Regions from separate parts of the Mus musculus genome. Here region 1 is linked to region 2. Evidence: chromatin loops called from intact Hi-C (ENCODE). Cell type or tissue: gastrocnemius. All regions are shown on one strand. Each heading gives the region's core, and the rest is flanking DNA. Links, peaks and the distances in the headings are about the cores only.

What was found. A loop is a pair of places that touch in the nucleus more often than their neighbours do. Peaks named below come from ENCODE experiments on the same cell type or tissue, not always from the same donor. Only the 100,000 strongest peaks of a DNase experiment are listed, where the experiment ranks them.
Region 1: it touches region 2 in a loop (2.1-fold over the local background); 2 of 42 quality-filtered maps call a loop at or near these places.

What each region holds. Positions count from the first base shown.
Region 1 is chr5:123,761,748-123,769,747 of GRCm38, reverse strand. Kntc1 (kinetochore associated 1) reads right to left here. Exons shown (of 64, transcript NM_001042421.1): 9 at 7,142-7,235; 10 at 5,901-5,953; 11 at 5,518-5,633; 12 at 4,697-4,751; 13 at 3,738-3,836; 14 at 1,935-1,978; 15 at 1,764-1,829; 16 at 1,381-1,456; 17 at 10-135. Among named protein-coding and RNA genes, the nearest start is that of Kntc1, 16 kb to the right of the region's middle. In gastrocnemius, for the core only: no CTCF peak of the experiment used is centred there; no DNase peak of the experiment used is centred there.
Region 2 is chr5:123,870,609-123,887,849 of GRCm38, reverse strand. Hcar1 (hydrocarboxylic acid receptor 1) reads left to right here and starts at 7,847. Exons shown (of 1, transcript NM_175520.5): 1 at 7,847-11,111. The coding sequence starts at 8,248. The coding sequence ends at 9,279. In gastrocnemius, for the core only: a CTCF peak has its summit at 6,909 (motif pointing left); no DNase peak of the experiment used is centred there; H3K4me3 peaks cover 1,643 bases; H3K27ac peaks cover 482 bases.

The sequences.
Region 1 (8,000 bases), core at 1-8,000, 110 kb after region 2:
AAGACACACCTGGATTTTGCATAGGTTTTCTTTAGCTTCATCTACAAGTTGCTGCCATTTGGACTGCTCACTCTTGTCCGAGGAAATCAAAGCCAGCTTCTCCAACATATCATTTGATTTGACCTTATAAACAAGCTGTAACGCAAGCATGCCACAGCGGGCACCGTGAAGCATGCGCAGTGTCTTTGCACGACACTGTTCCCGCAAGCTAGGGGGTCCAGAGGACCGAGGGAAGGAGTCTCTTCCCTGCGCTCAGGAAGGAGGCTCAGACAGGCAGCTCTCACTGACCACAGAGGGCCAGGCCTTCAGTTTCAGTACTCAGGAGGCAGAGGCGGGGATCTCTGCAAATTCGTTACCAGACTGATCAATAGAGGGAACTCCAGGCCAGTCCTAGGCTGGATAGTAAGAGCTTGGCAAAGAAAAAAAGGATGGAAGGGAAAAGGGGTAACCCATCTAGACAGTAAAGCCAGATTATTAGAAATTATGAAAACCATTTTTATTGAATCCTTAATAACCATGTCAGGAATTGGTCAAAGAACTTGATTTAAGCTAAGCTATGAATCTAATCTAAGTAGCTTCCCATTGATGGATAAGCAAGTCAGTAAAATCCGGCCTATACACACTGAAGACTAGAGCCTTAGAAAAGAAGCCACTGTGTCACTAACAATGTCAGCCAACCTGTAGGATGTCATGCTGAGGGACACAAGGCAGGCCCAGAAAGAAGAGCACGATCTCACAGATGCACAGAACTCACAGAAGCAGCGCAGAGATGCTATAGAGTGGAGGGACGGAAAGAGCAAAGCAGGGTGTGTATCAAAGGGAGGAGACTCAGGCAAGAACAGGGCGAAGGAGACTGAGAGATCTACTAAGCCACACGATGTATGCCTGTACTGCAAATTGCTACAAGATAGATATATTGCCATCACTATTTTTCGTTTTGATGTGGTCTCTCTTCAGTGATCTCTCTCTCTGTCTCACTATATAGACCAGGCTGGACGGAGAAACTCACCAAGACTTGCTTGACTATGACTCTCCCAGAGCTGACATTAAAGACTTGTATCCTAGAACCCTCCCCCGCCAAACTGGGCCTACTCACATTCCCCAGAGTTGGAGTTGCATAGGATTGTTAGCCACCGTGTGGGTGTTAGGATTTGAACCCCGGCCCTGTGCAAGAACAAGTTCTTTAAATTGCTGAGCCCTCTCTCCAGCCCCTAGAGCTCTTCCTCTAATTAATTCAAGTAAAAATATGGGAGCCACGTCCCTGCTGCACACTAGATCACTTGGTGCCCACATGTCACCCTTCTGCATCTTCTCAGCCTCTAGCAAACCAAGAGATGTCTGCCCGAGAACAACAGAACAAATGGATGCTTGGATGCTTACCTCAACATCCAGTCCGAACTGAATGGCAAAGCTCTCGGCTTCGGCAAATCTGTGCTTGTGAAGTAACCGGCTCAGTCTGAAGAGCGGAGAAGAAATCTCACCAGATGCCCTACTCACCAGGGACTTTAGGTTTCTCATTAAAGGGCAAAGAATGCTTAAAAATATGACAAGTTAGCCGGGCTCATGCCTTTAATCCCAGCATGTGGGAGGCAGAGGCAGGCGGATTTCTGAGTTCAAGGCCAGCCTGGTCTACAGAGTGAGTTCCAGGACAGCCAGGGCTACACAGAGAAACCCTGTCTCGAAAAAAACAACCAAACAGACAAACACTCCAAAAAACAAAAAAAACAACCAAACAAACAAACAAACAAAAAATGACAATTTACCTGTTTTCTGGTAACACCTCTGTGAGGTACCTAAGTACTAAGTCAGACACAGAGTCTTCACATAGGCTGAAAAAAAAAATTACATTGTGAGTAGCTCTGTCATGCAGTATTCATGAGTAAATTCTAAGTTAGATATGTATGAATTATCAGAGAAAACAAAGCATGACCTACTTAGGATCATTTTTGTGAATTCCTTCCAGAAGATATATAGTGTCCTACAATCAGAACAAAAACATGATTAAAACCCAAATGTAGAAGCCACCAAGTACTTTATAATTATTAGAAAAAAACAAATACTTCTGGCAAAAATTATCCATCCATTGATCTTAGAATCACTAGGAAACTCTTCAAACACTGAGGAAAGGAAATGCAGTGGGTGACTTGATGTTGATGCCAGCTGACTCTTAGATGCTGAGAGCAGCTTGACCACTGGACATACACTGAGTGCATTCAGGCAATGCCTCTTACAGCCTAAAGTGGAATCTACTGTGATCTTCAGATAGCAGGAAGATAGTCTAGTGACTAACAGAAGAAAACTGATGGAATGTTACCCTTTTGACTAGGATTGGAGCACTGCTAGCCTAGGTTCTTTTGTTAATAGACATTGTGATTTAAACGGAAAGTTCCACATATGTGTATATATTGACTAGATCTTAAAACCTTGCTAATACGGATGCCTACCACGTCAGACTCTACATCTTGCAAAGTTTAACATCAGAGGGGCATTTCTTCAAGTAGTGGACATTCCATTTGTGACGCAGTTAGCTTTATGGCACATAGACGTTCATAATTTGAGCCATGGATGTTCATGTGTACTTGACAGGTCAAACTATGAAGGACCCAATGTCAAATCCAACTTTCTCCATGTATGCCTTAGGTTGAATTTGTTTCCAAGTTAATAACTTTTACGGGCTTAGACATTCACACTCATCTCTGTTTTATTTTATGCTTAGTCATATTTAAATCCAGAATTTAATAGTCTACTAGACAGATAAATGAGATGCATGAATATAAAAATATATAAAGGAAAGGAGATGGCAAACTATTTATAACTTTATTATATTACTAACATTTCAAAGTTTATTAGTTGCTTATAAATTGTATAGTTAAAAAAATGTCTGTTCTCTATTAATCAGAAGATTGCAACATATCACAGGTTGGCTAATGTTACTGGAGTTTTCAACACAGTTGCTATTGTGGAAGGTTTTCTGCATTAATTAAAAAGTTGGTAAAACCTGGCTTTTACCTCAGCGTGTCAGATGTAGAGAACACGTGCTCTCAGTGTGTGAGTGGCAGTGGCTGTGCACTCGCATTCGTGACAGCTGCGCATTCGTGACAGCTGCGCATTCGTGACAGCTGCTCAGCCTGAACAGCTGTGCAATGCGGTGAGCTCCAGTCATGGTTCATTCTTTCTTCAGAGCTTTAGTAGTTTGGAAGTTTGACTGACTGGCACATTCTATCATTGTCAGAACTTAAATAATTCAGTTAAAAATTTTTAAAACATGATTTGAGGCCGGGTGGTGGTGCACGCCTTTAATCCCAGCACTTGGGAGGCAGAGGCAGGCCAATTTCTGAGTTCGAGGCCAGCCTGGTCTACAGAGTGAGTTCCAGGACAACCAGGGCTACACAGAGAAACCCTGTCTCAAAAAAAAAAAACAAAAAACAAAACATGATTTGATATTTAGGGCTTTTCTTTTTTAAAAAATGAGAAGCAAGTAAGGAATTGTAAAGATTTGGGACTTCTTTGTGGCATTGTGACAATAAATAAGCCAATGTGAAAGGAAAAAAACAAAACAAAACAAAAAGATACAATTGAACAGCAGATGAAGTTTTATCTTAATTTCTATGAAGACTCGGCTGGGTCTCTTGAGTATGTGTTAGTAATGAACATATAAGTATAAGGCAGAGATAAAGCGAAGCATTACACTAAGTTCCACTCCCGCTTTTCTTACTTGGAAAAATGAATAAACATACCGTGCTGATTCCTGTTTGAACTAAAGAAGAAACACTAGATACTTCCAAAGAGTACAGTGTTTCCATCGAAGGCAGAGAGTAAATGATGAGGCTTCTCATCTATGAGAAATAAAAATAGAAACCCATCAGCACAGGTTAGCACTTCCCCGTCAAGACATCTATTGACCCATCTTGTACAAAGCCAAACACGAGTAACCACAGCACTCTCTGACTACACAAGTAGGCCTGCCGCTATCGTATAAATGCTACCCACAAAACTGTGTTCTTAAACCACAAGAAGACGATGCTCTAGTCCACCTGCCCCGCAGAATGAAAACATGCGCAGAATGCCCCACCTCCACTCCAGGAGCGCTGCTCCTTCACAACACCCCACCTAGCCGACGCCTTTTCTTCTGTCCCCGCCCTTCCTTTCTATTGCTTTTCCTTTCCCCTTCCCTACCCTTTGCTTTCCTTCTTTCAGCACTGGAGGCTAATTTTAGTGCCTTGCACACACTACTCTTTCATCTCCAGCCCTTGCCTTTTTGACACAGGGACTTGCTATACAACCCAGGAGAGCCTTGAACTCATTCATGACCTTCGGTTTCAGCCTCCTGAATGCTAGAACTACAGTCGTGAGACACCACACCTTGCTCAAATAAGTTCTTTAATTTTTTTTTTTTTTAGAGACAGGGTTTCTCTGTGTAGCTCTGTGGACCAGGATGACCTAAAACTCACAGAGATCCATCTGCCTCTGCCTCCCGAGTACCACTGCTGGGCTTATCTTTGGTTCCTAAAATGTTCTGTTTGAAATGAAGAGCCAAGATTTTCATCCATTCTTTGAAAACTGGGCTCTGCACATTAATTCTTGTTTATCGAAGTCTCCGTGAGCTACAAGTTAGCATGCTGTGAGCATTAACTGGCTAGTAATCCTGACTTCCAATTCATAAAACATACTAATGTAGTGTAAAGTCCCCCGGTACCTTCTCCTTCGCTGTTGCTGTCAGGGTGACTAATTTGAGATTTGTAATTCCTTGCCTAAAAGAGAAGAAAAACTCAAGTTAAAAAGCCATGCATGCTTCTTTTGTTTTTGTTTTTTTTAAGATTTATTTACAGCCGGGCAGTGATGGCACACGCCTTTAATTCCAGCACTTGGGAGGCAGAAGCAGGCTGATTTCTGAGTTCGAGGCCAGCCTGGTCTACAGAGTGAGTTCCAGGACAGCCAGGGCTGCACAGAGAAACCCTGTCTCAAAAAACCAAAAAAAAAAAAAACAAAACAAAACAAAATAAAAAAAAAAACCAAAAAAAAAAAAAAAAAAAGATTTATTCACTTATTCAATGTAAGTACACTGTAGCTGTCTTCAGACACTCCAGAAGAGGGAGTCAGATCTCGTTATGGATGGTTGTGAGCCACCATGTAGCTGCTATTTGAACTCAGGACCTTCAGAAGAGCAGTCAGTGCTCTTAACCACTGAGCCATCTCTCCAGCCCACCATGCATGTTTCTAAGTATGAACTTAAATAAAGTGATATTCTCACAGAAAGGTCAAAACACATTCAGAGAAGACCGTGGACTCTGTTTCACATGTACACATCACAGATTCTGTTTCTACCATCATTCCATAGACGCTCACATTATAGTATCTATTTGTGCCAAATAGAAACTGGCAAATAAAGAATCGGTCCTTCCTCTGCCAGACAGACTCAGATGTGGTTTCGAACACAAGACGTAGTAAATGATCTGAACCAACCCAGACAGACACTTGGGGCTATGGAAATCACTACTAACTAGACCCCCAACATACCAGGTAACAGATGAGGGAGAATCCGCTTCTGTCGTGAGAACAAACTGCTCTACGGGAAGAGAGGGCCAGTTCCACACAGGAGTGAGAGTGTAAGCATCCCACAAGCTCAGCACATTCTACAGGAAAGACACCCATTTAGACATCTATGATTTAGAAGGCAAACGTCAGGCTTCGTTTCTTGGTGCACGCTGAGACGAAGCACAGCACACAGATAGTCACGCACCCAGCTAACGTCCTTGTCTACCACCTAAATGTATTATCAGGTGGAAGGCGTAGCTCAGTGGGAGACTGGGAGCTGACTTCATAGCACAAAGGCTCAAAGAACAAAAGAAAAAAAAAAAGGTAGTAGTAAATGAACCACTAAAGCAGTCTCAGAAACGTACATCAGTATCCAGCACAAAAAGCAGGTTGTCGATCAGCTGAAATGACTTTGCACCTGAAAGGGAAAGGGAGATGTCTAAGGGTTTTATTTCATCTCATGCAGGACCCTGTTTCAACTGTAAAGTCATGGCTTCATGAAAGGGCAGAACTACATTTAAATGACGACCCCATTTTCATCTACTCTTGCCTCAATTTTGACTTTCGTTACTGTTGTTCTTGTTTCAAAGTGACTAATAAAGTACAAAGCCTTGGGCTGGAGAGATAGCACAGAGGTTAAGAGCTCCGACTGCTCTTCCGAAGTCCTGAGTTCAAATCCCAGCAACCACATGGTGGCTCACAACCATTCATAATGACATCTGACTCCCTCTTCTGGTGTGTCTGAAGACAGCTACAGTGTACTTAATATAATAAATAAATAAATCTTTAAAAAAGAAATACAAAGCCTCTCCAAAGGTAATGACTGAACATGTCACAAACATGGGTGAAAGTCACCAAATGAATTTGGCTTGTTTCAGGGTGATAACAAAATGGCCTGTGCTTAGAAAAGTAGCTTGTACCTGTACTCTCAGCATTATGGAAAATCACACAGGAGATAAGCTCAGATTTGAGGCAAGTCTGGGCTACTGTAATCAGCCTAGACTATAGTAAGAGCCATCTCAAACAACAACAGCCACCCAAAATCAGGTGGGCAAGATGGATCAGTGCATAAAAGTGCTCGCCACACCTGAGAAGCTGAGCCCAACCCTCAGGACCAACACTCTGAAAGGAGAGAGCCAATGCCCAGGGAGCCTCTGGTCTCTGCATGCACATACAGTAAAGTAACCAAGTGTGTACATGCAATGCACAGACCAAGCAGATATAACTTAAAAGAAAAACGAGCCAAAGCACCTGCAAGATGGTTCAGGGGTAAAGGGCTGTTGCCGCCATGTCTGACAAGCTGCGCTCAATCCCCAGAACCCATATAGCAGACCGAGTTATAACTGAGACCTACTCTCCTCTGACCTCCACTCAGTTGTGGTTAAGAGATCTTGTTGTTCTGCCAGAGGACCCGAGTTTGTTTGCAAACTCACAACACAGACACACCCTTTAATCCTACGCAGCACATACATCACTTAGAGCATCGCAAACCAGTGCTACCATTCTACTGTGCTGGAGGATCAGAAGTTCAAGGTCAGCCTCAGCTACACAGCAAATTTGAGCCCAGTCTGGGACATTTCAGAGTGCAACAGTGGTTTATCATTACCTTTAATAATGTCTGTGCCCACAAAGTTCTTAAGAGACATTTCTTTCTTGGTAGAATCGGGTTCCCATTTTGAGAATGCACAACTACCGGTTCCCTGGAAAAGTGAAACAGACCATCAGTTGGAAATCTTAAACCCAAACCGTCCAGGAACCGCACAAAGCAGATACACATAAGCTGAACACATCCTGAGTTCAAGCACACGTGTGTATGTATGTGTTCCCCTGGAAGGATGCTGGCACACGAGCCCCCAGGGCTTTGCTAAGCTCAGTGAGTACTACTCTACTACTAAGCTTTATCTCCAGTCACTTGTATTTCATTCACAGGCAGTGTCCTGCTGTTGCCCAGGTTGGCCTCACTTACGATCCTCCCGTGTGAGCCTCCTACCTGGACGGTTTTGCAAGCTAGGTTTGCAGGCATGGCCCCTATCAAGTAAGTGGCACATAGGAGCTTGCATCTGTTTCTCTTTCAGCTTAAGAACTGACTGGAGGGACTAAAGAGATGGTTCAGTGGTTAAGAGAGCTTGCCGTTCTGCCAGAGGACCTGAGTTTGTTTGTGACCATCCACTACTAGTGTTTCACAGTTGCCGCTATCTCTACTCCAAGGAATCTGACACTCTGATAGGGCTTCTGCAGCCACCCAAAACTCTTATATCACACACACACACACACACACACACGCACACACACACACACACACACACACACACACACGCACACACACACACACGCACGCACGCACGCACGCACACACACACACACACACACACACACACGCACACATACAAACAAATAAATGAAGACCAGACTGGGAAGGAAAATGAGGTATTCGTAATTCCTTGTTATCACTTGAATATCTGAGT
Region 2 (17,241 bases), core at 3,642-11,641:
GTGTGTGTGTATGTGTGTATGTGTATGCATGTGTATGTATGTGTATGTATGTGCATGTGCGTGTAATATGTGCGTATGTATATGTATGTGTTTATATATGTATATGTATGTATGTGTATATGTGTGTGTATGCACATGCATGTATGTGCATGCATGTGTGTGTATTGTGTGCATGTGTATGCATGTGTATGTATATGTATGTGTATGTATGTATGTATGTATGTATGTGTGTGTGCGTGTATGTATGTGTGTGTGCATGTATGTATGTGTGTATGTGCATTTATGTATGTGTGTTTATGTATATATACATATGTATGTGTGTGTATGTATATATGTATGTATGCATGAGAGGGATGGCTTACATAAAAGCACAGGTATAGAGGCTAGGGAATGACCTGTGGGAGTCAAGTCTCCTATCACATGGGTCCAGGAAGATGAAAACCAAGTCTCTAGGCTTTTCTGGCTAAGCCATCAGCAGCGATTTTCTCTTTCTCTTTCCTTTATTATTTCAGTGCTGTCTGGAACCCAGAACCTGGCCCACGCTAAGCAAGCTTTCTGCTGCTGAGCTAGAAGTGCAGGCCTGGGCCATCGTGTGCAGTCCTAGGACTTACTCTCCTGGCCTGGCGAGATGGGTCAGTGGGTGACACTGATGACTAAGCTCAACCCTTGAGACCCACACGATACGATGCGATGAGAGAACTAGCTCCTTCCAGCTGTTCTCTGACTGACACAGTGTGTCAAGGGATATGCACTCCTCCTTCACAAATAAGTATATAAATAAACTAGGGGTTTTTTTGTTTTTGTTTTTGGTTTTGGTTTTTGGTTTTTCGAGGCAGAGTTTCTCTGTGTAGCCCTGACTGTCCTGGAACTCACTCTGTAGACCAGGCTGGACTCGAACCTAGAAATCCGCCTGCCTCTGCCTCCCAAGTGCTGGGATTAAAGGCGTGCGCTACCACCGCCCGGCAATAAACTAGTTTAATTAAATAAAAAATTAACAATTATTTCTTTAAATGTACCATAATATCATTACTACCCCTAACTAGTAATAATCCCTGAATAGTCTCAATTTGTCAATCAATAACCATATGTCCCTCAGTGTCCCTGGCTCTTCACTTGGAATCTGAATCAGATTGCAATCAATATGTTTCTTAACCCTGGAGTTTCTCCCTTTTAAAACTTTTTAGCATTTCATATGTTCAGAGACTCTATCCTCAGGCGCCGGCACCTTCCCTTTTTTTTTTTTTTTTTTAAGTTTTCAAAGTTTATTTTGAAATGTCAGGGAACTTCCTTCAGAACCTGTCACAGGTCAGGGTGACACATGATCACACTGTGAAGCAATCCTTGCTTCCCCACGTAGGAGAACTTTCTCCCAGCTGTAAGCCCTGGACCAAAGTCACCTGTAGAAAAAACAAGCCAGGTTAAATAAATAAATAAATAAATTGCATGAACCATAACCTTTAAATTTTGTCAATAATTTTTCTTCCCTTACAAAGAGGAGTTTTGAAATACTTAGGTATAAAGGAACCCCAGGACTTGAACACTGGCATTGAAAAGCCACTACACTATAATAGTCTCTCTTCAAATATGCATCCATGCGCTGATATTGTTTAATTTTGTTCATGCACGCAAATGTACACATGTTCCACACAAACAGACATATATACATGCACACACATGCTCTGACACTGTTTAATTTAGGGTGGGTGTTTTGCCTGCATTTATGTCTGTACATAATGCGAATGCCTGGTGCTGAATGGAGGCAGATGACATCATTGGCTTCCCTGGAACTAGAGTTACCGACAGGGGTGGTCAGCCATGTGGGTGCTGAGAATTGAACCTGTGTCTTCTAGAAGGGAGGCCAGTGCTCTTAGCACATGAACCATGTCTTCAGTCCCGCCCCTTACTGATTTCTAGAAACCTGACTGGCTAGAAACTTGGCCAGTGGTGAGCAGGACTATTTGAAAGAGCCTTTGCTGTTGTACCCAAGGATCGCCCAGCACACGGTCAGGCTGGACCTTAGCTGCATAGAGAGACTCTGTATCAAACCCAGGAACAAACAGCAGTAAGAAACACTGGGCTGAAGAGATGGCTCCAGAGAATAAACTGTTCTTCCAAAGGATTTGACCTGAGTTTGATTCCCAGCACACACATTAGGAGACTCACAAATGTCAGGGAGCCCAGCAGTGAGATGGAGACAGACAGACAGGAGAATCCTGTCTGTCCATCGAGCCTGGTGTATAAAGCAATAAACAAGAGCCCTTGTTTCACGTACGGAAGGTGAGGATGTTGGTGCTCACACACACAAATAGGCACACAGAGTAAAAACAAAAGGTTTACATGAACTATTTTTAGACTAGCTGGGCCTCACATCCAATGGTGGATATCCTTATAAAAGATAAATGGAGCCGGGTGTGGTGGCGCACGCCTTTGATCCCAGCACTCGGGAGGCAGAGGCAGGCAGATTTCTGAGTTCGAGGCCAGCCTGGTCTACAAAGTGAGTTCCAGGACAGCCAGGGCTACACAGAGAAACCCTGTCTCAAAAAACCAAAAAAAAAAAAAAAAAAAAAAAAAGATAAATGGAATCTGGGCCCATAACTCAGTGATAGAGCAATTGTCCTTATATGAAACTGTAGGTTCAATCCCCAGCACATATACATGCACATATACACACATACACACACATGCGCACACATACATACTCATGCTGGAATGGACAGGCAGATACACTCTCATATACATATACATGCACACACACCATACACAATACACATACATGCACACAAGAACATACACACATGCACTCACACATCCACATCCACACACATATACATGCACATACATAAACACATGCGCACACTCATGCATGCACACAGAAACATACCACACACACACACACGCACACACATGTACACACACCATACACAACACTCACACAGCACACATACCACATACACATGCACACACATAAGCACACACACATATAAATACACACACATACACATAAACATGCACATACACATACACAGGTGCACACACACACACAGAAAGAGAGAGAGACAGAGGCATAGAGACACAGACATGGAAGAGAAAGCCAGGAGACAGAGGAATGGAGCCATAAGCCAAGGAAGTTGGAAGAGACAAAAACCAGAACCTGTCCTTGAGCCAGTGGGACCATGGCTGACACCTAGATTTCCCCCTTCTGGCCTCCAGTGTCACGAGAGTCTAACTTGAGTCGCCACACTTGTGATAAGGTCTTACATCAGAATAGGGAAGCTCTGACAGTACACACTCCCACCGGTGGCTGGGGAAAGAGTTTTGGGGAAGCATCGTTCCCCGAATTCATACCTCTCCTCCTCCTCCTTCTCCTCCTCCCACCTGCTAGTAGGAAGCCCCACTGGGCATCCCATCTCCTGCCCTTGTCACGGACAAAATGGAATGCCAACTCACAAAAGCACTGGAGTAGGCAGCGCCAAAGGGTGTGTGTGCCCTGAGCCGATAATCGGACCAGCCCGGCAGGTTTCAAATTGTTCTGCCCTTTCCTCCTGCCCAGTAGGGTCCTCTCTCAGCCAGGGCAACACGAGCACACGGCTGGGTCTGCAGTCACTTCTCATTCGGTTATTTATTTAGGATGCACTGCCTGTGTAGTTTCTCCATTCCATGTGTTGGACTCCATAGCTCTGGGAAGACACTTAAAGTGTCATTATATTTCTGCATGTTGTTCACACACATGTGGGTGTTCGAGAGTGTGTGTAGGCGGTAGACTAGTTCGTGGAAGAGTCATAACGTAAAGCAGAAGACTCTGGAGTTAAGGGAAGTGATATCCCTTAAGCTTCCTATACAGTAAGGCTTCTTAAACATCTCCCAGCCAGACATGGTGGCTCATGCCTTTAACACCAGCATTTGGGATCTCTGTGAGTTCAAGTCTAGCCAGGGCTACATAATGATACTCTGTCTCAAAACAAAAACAAAAACAAACCATCAAACAAAAACTAGCTCCTTTTTTCTTTCCTTTTCTTTTCTTTCATTTAATTGCCTTTTTAAATAATGTCCTCATGTTCACAGAAGTTTCACTGACCTTTTTATATGTTTAAGATCCAGATGCAATGCATATTGTATAAAAGAGAGCACTTACTATTTACCCTGCATGAATTAAACCTACATACCTTGAACTCTACAAACTTCTGCATACCATTTAGACAAAGCTCGGGCACACAGCACGCCTAGCCCTCATATATAGTCACATCTCTAATCACAGGTATACAGGATGTCAAATATACTACAATAACCTCTATGTGAGGTTTGAAATTTGGTAACAAAATGAGAAAAAACTAAAAATATTATTTTACATGTTCTAAAATATCTCTTTTTTGTGCTAAAGTCAAATGTTAGCTCATCATGAAAAGGACTGTTTATATAATTCAGCAATATTATAATCTTGACCATTTTGCAAATACTTTTAATAATAATGGCTCCTTCTTTTCTTGCCCTGGAGATTCTAACAGTTCTCTCCCATCCCCTAAACTCTTTCTGTAATCTAGAGCCCAGGGGCCCAAGGTACCAATTGCATTTTGCTAACTCCCATTAAATTCATACCTAATAAAATAAAAACATGCGTGTTCTGTTCTATTATTTCTTGATTCGTTTTCCCACTATCTCTGGTGTATGTGTCACATTTAGGAAATATTATCATAGACTATTGTAGTGGTGCTCTGAGCTAGGAAGAGGAGTGCCATGAGTTTGTGGCCAGCCTGGTCTACACAGTGGGTTCCAGGCCAGCTTGAACTACAAAAAGAGATGCTGTCAACAAACAAAAGCAAAATGATCCACATAAAGAAGCAAATAGAGCCGGGCGTGGTGGCGCACGCCTTTAATCCCAGCACTCGGGAGGCAGAGGCAGAGGCAGGTGGATTTCTGAGTTCAAGGCCAGCCTGGTCTACAAAGTGAGTGCCAGGACAGCCAGGGCTATACAGAGAAACCCTGTCTTGAAAACAAAACAAAACAAAACAAAAAAAAGCAAATAGATAAAACACAAAAAGACAGAAATGTGAAGTGGGCAGTGGTGCTTTGGTCCAAGCACTCTGGTGGCAGAGGCAGGCGGATCTCTGTGAGTTTGAGGCCAACCTTGGTCTACAGAGTGAGTTCCAGGACAGCCAGGGCTACACAGAGAAACCCTGTCTCCAACAAAACCAAACAAAACAGAACAGAAATGTAAAAAGACATGTGAGCCAGGCAGGCATGGTGGCTCAGGCTTGTAATAACAGTACCCAGGAAGCTGAGGCAGCCTGAGTTATAGGGTGCGACTCTGCCTCAACAAAGTAAAATAAGTCACCTGGGGATGAAGCTCAGGGGTAGAGCACTTACTTAGTCTGAGCAAGTGTTGGCTTCGATTCCCAGCACTGTATAACGAACAAATGGAGCCAAACAGAACTTTTTTTTTTCAACCATGTATGCCCTGCACTTTCACAGACCAGATGGAGTTAGTGAGGCCCATCGATGCAAAAAGAAAGAGGATTGGAATAGCTGAGCCTTACAGTAGACTAGCTGTGTCCATGCTGGCTCTTGAGTCATGCCGACAGGAAGACCACAGATTCAAGATCTGTTTGGGATAAATACATCTCAGAAGTCAAAGACAGAGAATATGGGCAATTTAGAGATACCCTGTTTCAGAATAAAGGAGGAGGGAGAGGGAAGAAGGGAAGCAAGAAGGAGAGGAGGGAAGGAGAAGGGAGGGGGAGGAGGGGAGGAGGAGGGAGAGGGGAGGAGGGGAGGAGGAAGGAGAGGGGAGGAGGAAGGAGAGGGGAGGAGGAGAGGAGGAGGGAGAGGAGGAAAGAGGAGGAGGGAGAGGGGAAAGAGGAGGAGGGAAAGGCCAGAAGGAAAGGTATGACACACTCCTCACCCCAGCTCAATGGTAGCACTGGCCAAGAATACATACACAAAGCCCTGGGTTCAAGCCACAGGACAGAACAACGTTAATTTCTCAGTGGCAGCTGAATGTCAAAGGCCAATGAGAGGAAGTGAAGGCAGGTAGAACATGGTTTCTACAGCCATGCAGGAGGTGACTGTCAGTGATGGGGGAGTAGTGGGTGATGCCACATGAGGTGATGGTGTCTGTGATGGGGTAGCAGGGGGATACATGGAGCTGATTTGGAGTCTAGTATTCAACTGGGAAAATGTAAGCAGTTGGCCTGGTGACACCAAGGATGAAGAGTTCAGGTGAAGGCAGGGCTCTACAGAGATCCTGTCTTAAAAAGTCAGGAAGAGGTGAAGGGAGGGGAAAGAAAGGAGACAGAGAAGGGGAAAGACTGGGTGGGAGGAAGGTGGGAAGAAAAACAGAAAGGGGGTATAAATAAGGGGATTCTAACTGGCTGGTGACTCATAGCCTTTAACCTTAGTAGTTGGGAGATGGAAGATAAGAGATCCAAGGCCATCATCTGTAGAGCAAGGTCAGGACTAACCTGGGCCACTTGAAAGGGATTTTCTCCCTGTCCCCCCCCTCCCGCCCCTTCTCTCCACAGGCTGGGTTTCTCTGTAGCCTTGGCTGTCCTGGACTTGCTCTGTAGACCAAGTTGACCTTGAACAGAGATCTTCCTGCTTTTGCCTCTAGAGCATTGGGATTAAAGGTGTGGGCTACCACACCTGGATGGGAAGAGAAAGAAAGAAAGAAAGAAAGAAAGAAAGAAAGAAAGAAAGAAAGAAAGAAAGAAAGAAAGAAAGAAAGAAAGAAAGAAAGAGAAAGAAAACAGGTGATGGAGTGGTGATGCAGATGTGGCTCAGCGGTGAAGAGCAAGGACCTCCTGCTCTTCCCGAGGACTGGTGTTAGTAAGTTCCCAGCCCCACCTCGCCACCACAACCACCTGTAACTCCATCTCAGAAGATCCAGCGCCCTCTTCTGGCCTCCATGGGCACTTACACATAAATAAAACAAATCTTTATTTAAAGGTCTGTGTGTGTGTGTGTGTGTGTGTGTGTGTGTGTGTGTGTGTGTGTGCGCGCGCGCGCGCGCGCGCAAGCGTGCATATTCTGGGCATGCACTACCATGTCCAGCCCAAATCTAGCTTTAATCAGCATATGGAAGAAGGTACCCCTGTGTTCTTTCCGTGCACACCGTCTCCCCCCACCCCATTCTTCCTACATGGGAAAAGGCGGCAGATGGACACTCTCTCAAGCTAAAGGACAGGAAATTTCGGCAAAGACTCCAGTTTTTTAAACAGTTTCATTTTGCCCGTGATTATTTTAGAAATTAACTCCTTAAGCGACCGCTTGGTTTCATACTCACCCCACTACCTGGCTATAGGGAGATGTTTGCCTCTTCTGAGCCAACGATTGGAAACAGAGCCAAAGTTTTGCAAAAGTAACTAACTAGATTCTACTTCCCAGTAGAGCAGGGACCCGACTTCTCCAGAAAAGGTTGCCTCATGGAGACAGGAGAAAATCATTTTCATCTCTTTGGAGGGGGGTGGCAGAAGGACTAGAGCCCAAAGCGCAGAGTTTTGCACATGCCGCAGTCTCCGAGCTATACCCTCAGCCCAGAAAGAATTTTTCTAATACCGGGCGGATGTTTCAAACTGCGTTTCTCTGCAGACCTTCCCAGGAGTGGAGGCTGTGCTTCTGGGTGTGGGCACCGGAAGTGGCCCCGAGAGGCCGCAGAGCACAGTCTCCCCTCTCTGGCACTGCATGGGAGTGTCCCAGGGGATTGAGGGAGGACGGGTAGTCAGGCAAAGGTTAGGGAGGAAAGCAGCCAGGCAGAGGCCCAGAACGACTCCAGGAAATGTTTAGATTTCTCCACCAGGAGGGAGGGCAAACAAGCTCCCCCCACACCCCCACCCCGCAAGCCTTCTGGCAGCTCAGAGCATTCTGCAGCGCAGAGCGTGAGGGAAAAAGACAAAACCAGAAAAAGAAAAGTCATCTCCAGGGCTCGATCTAGCAACGAGTCTGTAGCATGTATAGCGTCGGACCCCCGAGCTGCAACCCAGAAATGTACACTCGTGGGAAACCGCTTGCACCCCAGAGCCTGACCCAGCTGCAGGCTTCAACTCTGTAGGGGACGTGCAGCTCGTGATCCAAGCCTAGGAGAAAGGACTTGCTGCCGGCTTTCATTTCCTGGCTGAAGTTTCTCTCGTGGGTGCAGCGCCTGCATCCCAGGGTGATGAGGTTAGGGGCCCAGCTGCTAGAGGAGCCCTAGTGTTCGGATAGGCAGCTGTGCCTCTGTGCCGGCCACCTTGGATGCCAGTCCTCTCTCCAACTGCTATGGACAACGGGTCGTGCTGTCTCATCGAGGGGGAGCCCATCTCCCAAGTGATGCCTCCTCTACTCATCCTGGTCTTCGTGCTTGGCGCCCTGGGCAACGGCATAGCCCTGTGCGGCTTCTGCTTTCACATGAAGACCTGGAAGTCAAGCACTATTTACCTTTTCAACTTGGCTGTGGCCGATTTTCTCCTCATGATCTGCTTACCCCTTCGGACAGACTACTACCTCAGACGCAGACACTGGATTTTTGGAGATATCGCCTGTCGCCTGGTCCTCTTCAAGCTGGCCATGAATAGGGCCGGGAGCATTGTCTTCCTCACTGTGGTGGCTGTGGATAGGTATTTCAAAGTGGTCCACCCCCACCATATGGTGAATGCCATCTCCAACCGGACTGCCGCCGCCACCGCCTGTGTCCTCTGGACTTTGGTCATCTTGGGGACTGTGTATCTTCTGATGGAGAGTCACCTGTGTGTGCAGGGGACACTGTCGTCCTGTGAGAGCTTCATCATGGAGTCAGCCAACGGGTGGCACGATGTCATGTTCCAGCTGGAGTTCTTCCTGCCCCTGACAATCATCTTGTTCTGCTCGGTCAACGTTGTTTGGAGCCTGAGACGGAGGCAGCAGCTGACCAGACAGGCTCGGATGAGGAGGGCCACCCGGTTCATCATGGTGGTGGCTTCTGTGTTCATCACGTGTTACCTGCCCAGCGTGCTGGCTAGGCTCTACTTCCTCTGGACGGTGCCCACTAGTGCCTGTGACCCCTCTGTCCACACAGCCCTCCACGTCACCCTGAGCTTCACCTACCTGAACAGTATGCTGGATCCCCTTGTATATTACTTCTCAAGCCCCTCGCTCCCCAAATTCTACACCAAGCTCACAATCTGCAGCCTGAAGCCCAAACGCCCAGGACGCACGAAGACGCGGAGGTCAGAAGAGATGCCAATTTCGAACCTCTGCAGTAAGAGCTCCATCGATGGGGCAAATCGTTCCCAGAGGCCATCTGACGGGCAGTGGGATCTCCAAGTGTGTTGAATGCCATTAAGACAAACAGCCCAACAACGAGGCAGAGAAATGGGCAATGTGAGTTAAATCTGAAGGGTGGAGGACTTGAAGATGTCCCCTCCCACTCTTAGCTGTATCTTTCTCACTCAGGTAGAAATGGGATCCACCCTGCTTGACCTTTTCCAGAAGGTTCCAAACCGGTTGGTTGTGTTTAAATACTCTGATAGCAATGGTGAAGGGGCAGCGTGTGAGTGTGAAGGAAACCGTGGGTGTCGGGTTAGGAACTACCTGGAGCCCGTGTCGCTTTGCATGGCTGAGAAAAGCGGTATGAGCCTGGCTGGGTCTTGTTCTAGCTCGGAGAGAGTTAACGATCTCAATAACTCGTCGGTATTTCCTGGACTGAAAAAAATAGAAACTGCACTGAGTCAATACACTTATTTCCAGCTGAGCGAGACCCTTTACTGCAGGACACCCGGACCTAGCCGTTTTTTTTAAATCTTCCCTGGGGAGCCTCCACACATTTCAAGGTTTGAACATCCAGGTGGCCCAGGAGGGCAGCAAAAAGAATCTATTCTAACCTTGCTGGCGCCACGATATTTTGCTGATTTTAAGTGGTTTCATCCTTTGTTTTTCTTTTGTTTGCATTTCAAAGAAGATGCTGAGGGACTTGTCCACCTGATATCAGCTATCGTTTCTCCAGTGGGAACTGAGAGCCTGTTTACGGCAGCAATGGTGGGGGGGGGGTGCTTCCTGGTATTTGGGATGGGTTAATTCAAGCATGGTTGTTCTTCACTGCTTAATGCATGAATTTGAGCTGAAATCCTCCCTTCTCAAGTCTTTGTTTAATCCACAGTATGTTGTCCCACCCTGTCCAGCATCCTCGTCTGTTTTGTCTTTGGTGCTGGGCATTGAACTTGGGACCTTATTCGAGCCAGGCAAGCACTGACCACTGAACTGCACTCCCAAACCCCTTGTGCCCCTTTTAGCTGTAGCGTTGTTAGCCAACTTTTGGGAGAAAGCAAAGCACTAGAGGTGGCAGCAACAGTTTAGCTCAATGTCCTTTCATCAGTGTCTAGACTTCTGGTCAGCCATCCGGGTCTCCTATTGGGGGCCTCCCTCAAGCACATATGTTCCCCCAAATACTACCCAGAATTCTCACAGCTAGGTGATTCTGTGAAAGTCCCGGCTGCCCCTGTCCTGGAGAAGGAGAAATAGAATCCGTGTTAACCTTAGTCCCACTTTCAAGCCACAAAAGTGGTGACAGCCATTCACTCTCTCCAGTTCCCAGGGTACTCTCCCCAGGGAAGGGACCTTGACATTTATGTCTAAAGACATAAATTAGATGCTCCTCAAGGTTGTCCCTGTGGCTTCCTTTGCCAGAGGTGTTGAAGCCTAGGTGCGAAAATCAGTCTGACTGCAGGGCTGGTGAGAAGGCTCAGTAGGTAAACAGGTCTGCCGCCAAGCCACCAACCTGAGTATCCCTGAGACCCATGTGGTAGGAGAACACCAAATCCCAAAGGTGGTTCTGTCCTCCACCTATGTTCACGCATGCGCACATGCACGCATGCGCACGCGCGCACACCCACCCACCAAATACATTAATGCAATAAAAATTTTATTGGCTACACGGTCAAGTTTGAATCTTAGTTTAAATGCTTATTAGACATGTGCTCGTAGGGAAGACTTTATTTAACCCCACTCAGTTTTGATGTTCAGCAGGGTTAATACTGATGCCAAAGGGTTTGGGAGCAAATTCAATGACTGTACACTCATAAGCATGAGAAATCTGTTGTTCCCAGGTCTGCCCGGAAGAAGACCATGTGCGTGTAGTAGTTGATAAATAAATAGTTGCTGAACAACTATAATCGCTCCAAACGGGAATCTCTGGCTATAGGTGCTCAATAATGGGTTACTACATTCATTACATGGGGTTTGTTGTTGTTGTTGTTATTTTTAAGCTTGAGGGTAATTTTATTAAAGTTTACAAGAAAAATTCCAGGGCAGGCAAGCTGGAAATCTCAGTGGCTGGAGGAGGGAGATGGAGAAGAGGAAGAGAAAAAGCCGTAGTGGTTTTTGTCAACAACCAGAGTGGATGGGCAACCACACGGTGGGTAGGTGGGTAGGTGGGGGCGGCGGGGGGGGGGGGGGCGGGATGGGAGGGGGGGAGGGAGGGTTTCAGGAAAAGGGTGGAAGAGCCCAGAGTACCAGAGACGGGATGCTTAGGCTCTGGCCAGGTCGAAAAGAAGAGGCAGAAAAGAGAATGGGAAATGTATGCCTTTGTGAGCCAGGACTTGGGATCTCATGGCGACTCTCTAGGGACTGACACAGTAGTGTGGGTGCATACAGAGAAGCAGACACAGCCTAGACGGTGGTGACACACATCTTCAATCGAGGCCAGCCTGGTCTACAGAGTGAGTACAAAGACAGCCAGTACTACAAAGAAACACCCTATTTCGAAAACAAAACAACAACAAATAAAGAAACAGCATCAGACACAAAGGAGTCAAAAGCCCCTAAGTACCGCCCAACTTCTCCGGCTTCCTAGGAAGGAGTCAAGCCAAGAATTCTTACCAGCACCAAGGATCACATACCGTCTTTCTTTTTTCATGTTTATCATCATCATCAATTATTATTATTATTACTTTGTTTTGGATTTTTCAAAACAGGGTTTCTCTGCATAGCCCTGGCTGCCCTGGAACTCACTCTGTAGACCAGGCTGGCCTTGAACTCAGAGATCCACCTGCCTCTGCCTCCCAAGTGCTGGGAATAAAGGCGTGCACCACCACACCTGGCTAGCTTGCTGGTCTTGAACTTGAGATCTGCCCGCCTCTGCTATATGCTAGTGGAAACTGGGTTAGGGAGATCCTTCAATCAGTGCCTGTCACATGACCATGAGGACCCAACTTTAGTCTGCAGGGTTCATATGGTGGCACACGCTGGGGATGCCAGGGCTGAGGAGGCAGGGACAGGAGAGGCTCAATGGCCAGCCAGTGTAGCTGAATGGGTGAGCTCTAGGTCTCAGTGAGAGACTCCATGTCAGAAAGGAAACAACAGCAAAACAAGCAAACATGGCAGGGACTGGCATGATGGCTGGGGGTAAAGGCGCTTGCCGCCAAGGCTGATAACCCGAGTTTGACCTGAGAGGTGAATTCTGCAAGTGTGTGTCTGCTCTACCTGGGTGTGCACACATGCATGTGCACAAACACACACACAAGAAACAATGTTTTAAGTCACTCCTGAGGAATGGCAGTAGAAGTTGGTTCATAGTCTTCACATACACTCGAATGCACGTACATATCCTATATACAAAAACACATGGAGACCAGTGAGAGGACTGGTTTGTTTTTGTTTTTTGTTTTTTTTTTTTTTTTGGTGGTGGGTTTTTTGTTTTGTTTTGTTTTTTGTTTTTTGAGGCAGGGTTTCTCTGTGTAGCCCTGGCTGTCCTGGAACTCACTCTGTAGACCAGGCTGGCCTCGAACTCAGAAATCCGCCTGCCTCTGCCTCCCAAGTGCTGGGATTAAAGTCATGCACCACCACCGCCCTGCTAAAATGTTATCCTTGGGCATAACCTTTCATGCCTTTGTTGCCTGATCCTGGTAAAAGTGGATTTTGAGAAAAGCCTGTCCCTTAAGTGTGACGCTAGCTCAGAAAACTTTTTAATGATGTTGTCCTCCAAGAGAAGGAATTAAAGGTCCTATTCTAAAAAAAAACAAAAACAAGCAAACAAACAAACAAACAAAACTCACTAAAAAAATCATGGCACGGGGTTCCTTCCCACCTTTAACCAATTATGTTCCTGGATGAAAGACACACACAGCCTTTATATTTGAATATGTCTTAGGCAACACAATAGCTGGGCGGCTGCCTAGCCTCTATGATGATAGAATCTACTTTCCCATCTACCACCCCAAAATTATCACTGTTTACCATGCTCCATCTTGGTTGCTCTTCAGCCAATATGGAGGGCAGGCAGTTGCCCAGCTGCTGTGCTGTGTGTGTTTTTATTTACCAATCAGAATTAACTGAGGGCCAGGTCCCAAAGGCTGACTCTGAGTCTTGTAGGCCAGCACTCAGCACTACAATAAACGGTAAAAGACCGAACCTCGACAAGGTCCAGTACCCAGAAGCCCATGGCAGGCCCACAGACAGACAGAGGCCCTCACCACAAACCAAAAGCCAGGAAAATTAAGCAAAACCCCAAGCACAGTCTTGCCTCTAACACACTTCCCCTAGGAGCTGGCAGAGTGCAGCCAAGTCTGTCTTACCAAAAAGCTTTCTTTAGAACTGGCGAGGAAGAGGAGGGGTGTAACTTTGTGGAGTTTTGTTTTGTTTTTTGAGTGTTTATTGTTAGATGGGAACACAGTAGGTTTAGAGGAAGTGACTCACCTTCAGAGGGAAAGTCGATAGTCTATAAGGATAATGCAGAGCAAATGACAAGTGTCTTTAATTGACAATGACAATGGAAAATACGTGAGTTCTGGGATAGCCTTGGAATAGATGTTCCTAACCTATTTTATCTTATTTTGAGGCAGGGTGTCACTACGCAGCCCTAACTGGCCTGGAACTCTTTATATAGACCAGGCTGACCTTGAACTCACAGAGATCCACCTGCCTTTGCCTCTTGGGTGCTGGGGCTGAGAGACGGTTCTGTGGTTAAAAACACTTGCTGCTTTGGCAAAGGATCGATGTTCAGTTTCCAGCACCCACGTGGTGGCTCACAGCAGCTTACAACTCTAGTTCTGGGAGATCCAACATCCTCCCCCGGCCTCCACGGGCAAAACACGAGTGTGGTGCACTTAAATGAAGGCAAAATATTAATTCACATAACAAAGAAAGGAAGAAAGGAAGAAAGGAAGAAAGGAAGAAAGGAAGAAAGGAAGAAAGAAAGAAAGAAAGAAAGAAAGAAAGAAAGAAAGAAAGGAAGAAAGGAAGAAAGGAAGAAAGGAAGAAAGGAAGAAAGGAAGAAAGGAAGAAAGGAAGAAAGGAAGAAAGGAAGAAAGGAAGAAAGGAAGAAAGGAAGAAAGAGAAATTATAACGTCTTCGCCACCATGCCTGACCCTCTAACTGAAGATACACTGGTTAGGATGAGGTTTGAAGTCATGCGCACATAGGGCTTGAAGGGATGAGATCCCCGGCACATGAGGAGTTAAGTCCCTTGTTAATGTTTTTGTAGGGGAAGCAGAGACTATGCTGCCAGGGCTGCCCCATTGGCCTTCTGGGCCTTTAGCTCCCAATCCAGTTCCAGGATGATGCAAGACTTAGGATGGAAGCATACATAGCCGCAGAGCTGGCTCTGCAGTCTGCAGGGTATAATGCAAAAATGGAAATTTTAGGGCCCTTTAAAAAAAAAAAAAAAAACATTGAAAATGTCAAGATGGGACCGAGCAGAGTGGCACATACTTACTGCCCTAGTACTGGAGAGCAGGGTTTTGTTGTTGTTGCCTTTGTTGTTGTTTTGATTTTTTTTTTTTTTTTGGACATTTAAAACAGGGGCACACTATGTAGCTCAGGCTGGTTTAAAACTACCATGCCAGGCTGCCAACCCGAAGGTCCTCTCCATTATTCCAGAGGGCCTGCTATCAGCTCCCGGCACCCACTTGGTAGCACTCAACTGTCTGAAACTCAAGTTCCAGGACCTGACACTCTCACACAGACATACATGCAGGCAAAACACCAACGAACATAAAATAAAATAAAATAAAATAAAATAAAATAAAACAAAACAAACAAACAGAAAACCCTAAGGCTGGGATGTAGCCCAGTTGATAGAATGTTTGTTGACTATCCACAAAACTCTGGATTAAGTCCCAAGTTTGGCGTGAACTGGAAATGGAGGTGCATGCCTGAAACCCCAGCACTCCTGAGGCAGGAGGATCAGAAGTTCAGTTATTCTCAGCTGTGCTATGTGAGATTGTGCATCAAAGAAAGAAAGAAAGGAAGGAAGGAAGAAAAAAAGAAAGAAAGAAAGAAAGAAAGAAAGAAAGAAAGAAAGAAAGAAAGAAAGAAAGAAAGAAAGGAAGGAAGGAAGGAAGGAAGGAAGGAAGGAAGGAAGGAAGGAAGGAAGAGAAAGAAGAGAAAAAAGAAACAAAGAAAAGAAAATAGAAAAATTCTTTATTAGCCGGGTGGTGGTGGCTCACGCCTTTAATCCCAGCACTCGGGAGGCAGAGGCAGGTGGATTTCTGAGTTCGAGGCCAGCCTGGTCTACAGAGTGAGTTCCAGGACAGCCAGGGCAACACAGAGAAACCCTGTCTCAAAAAACAAATAAACAAAAAAAGTCTTTCTCACTTTCCCTACTCATTGCATTTATTGTTCATATATATACACACACATATATATGTAGATATACATATATGTATATATATGCATGCACACACACACCATGTACACACACACACACGCATATATATATGGATATATATGTGTGTATATATAAATTCACACACACACATGTTTGTACAACTAATGTTTATCTCTCCACTTCTACTACTCCATCTCCTTTATTAGAGCCCCAGGTCTATCCTGTCTCCTTAAGCCACATGTGCCTTCAATGACATATTCAGTCTGCAGTGAGACACCTTTCAAAATGTCCTCCAAGAATCTGTGCTTCCTGCCACTGGACTCTACCAGTGTCTCCTGTCTCAGTGGACCATGAACCCTCACTGTGATGTGATAGTGGTGGTGTTCTGGGATTCCCAAGCACACGCATGAAGAAGATCAGCCTGTGGCCTTCTGGAAACCCAGAGTGACCCACATGCAGCCCAACGTACCCCGTGTGCAGAACATGTCGTGGCAGGGCCACGTGAAGAAGCCACGTGGAGAAGCATACAACTATATGGAGAGGGTGAGGAACCCATGTGTCTCCGTGTCATTCCTGATCATCACCAGGACTCAGTCTCAAACTTTCTGTGTGTGTGGTGGAGGGAGGGGTGTTCTCAGAGAGGTTTAATGGAGGAGGGAAGGCCCACCCTAAGTGTATAGGCTGGAGTCTCACACTGATAAAAAGAAGAAAGCAACCTCTGGGTCACCTCCCTCTGCTTCCGACCACAGCGAGTGGTGACCCCAGGCCTCGTGCTCATAGCTCCGCATTTCCAACCATGCTGGACTGGATCCCCTCTAACTGTAAGCCAAAGCCAAACCCTTAAGTTGCATTTGTTGAGTATCTTGTCACGGCCAGGAGAAAAACTAGTTCTCCTGGCTGTGACAAGAGTATAGTTCTATAGTTCTAACCTAGACCCCCAACTGAAAAGCCCCCAAGGAGACCAGCTGAATTCAGTCATGATGCATATGAATACCATGATACCCAGATACCCATGAAGGAAAAGGACAGTGGCGTTTATTTTAAGCTACTGGTTTTGGTGGTGACTCATAAACCAGTAATAGATAAACTAAAACAGAGACCCAGGTTAGTTGCAGGCATGAGAGAGTTACCTGCTTAAAGTCTCTAAGCCAATGGTTCTCAACCCATTGGGGGTGGTCCAACAACTCTTTCCTAGAGGTTGCATATCAGATGTTTACATTATGATTCGTAACAGTATCAAAGTTACAGTTATGAGTAGCAGCCAAAACAATATTACGGTTGGGGCTCACCACAGCATGAAGAACTGTGTTAAAGGGTGGCAGCGTTAGGAGGTTTTGAGAACTGCTCACTGCTCTAGGCCCTGTTTTGCCTGTCTTGAGGTAAGGATAACAAAACCTCTTTCACAGGATGTGTGTGAAGAGAAGATGAGATTGCACATGGAAATCTCTCAATAAGATGCCTGGTGGACAGCAAGCAGTTGACAAGGGACAGCTGGTACTCTTATGGTACTTTTTGTACTGTTGGAGACCAAGCTCAGGGTATCAGGTGAGCTAGGCAAGTGCTCTACCACTGGGCTACAGTCCTGGCCCTATTATATTTATTTGCTTAATTCTTTATTTTGTTTTGTTTGTTTGTTTGTTTGTGAGACAAGTTTTCCACATGTAGCTGTGGCTGACCCAGAACTTGGTGTGTAG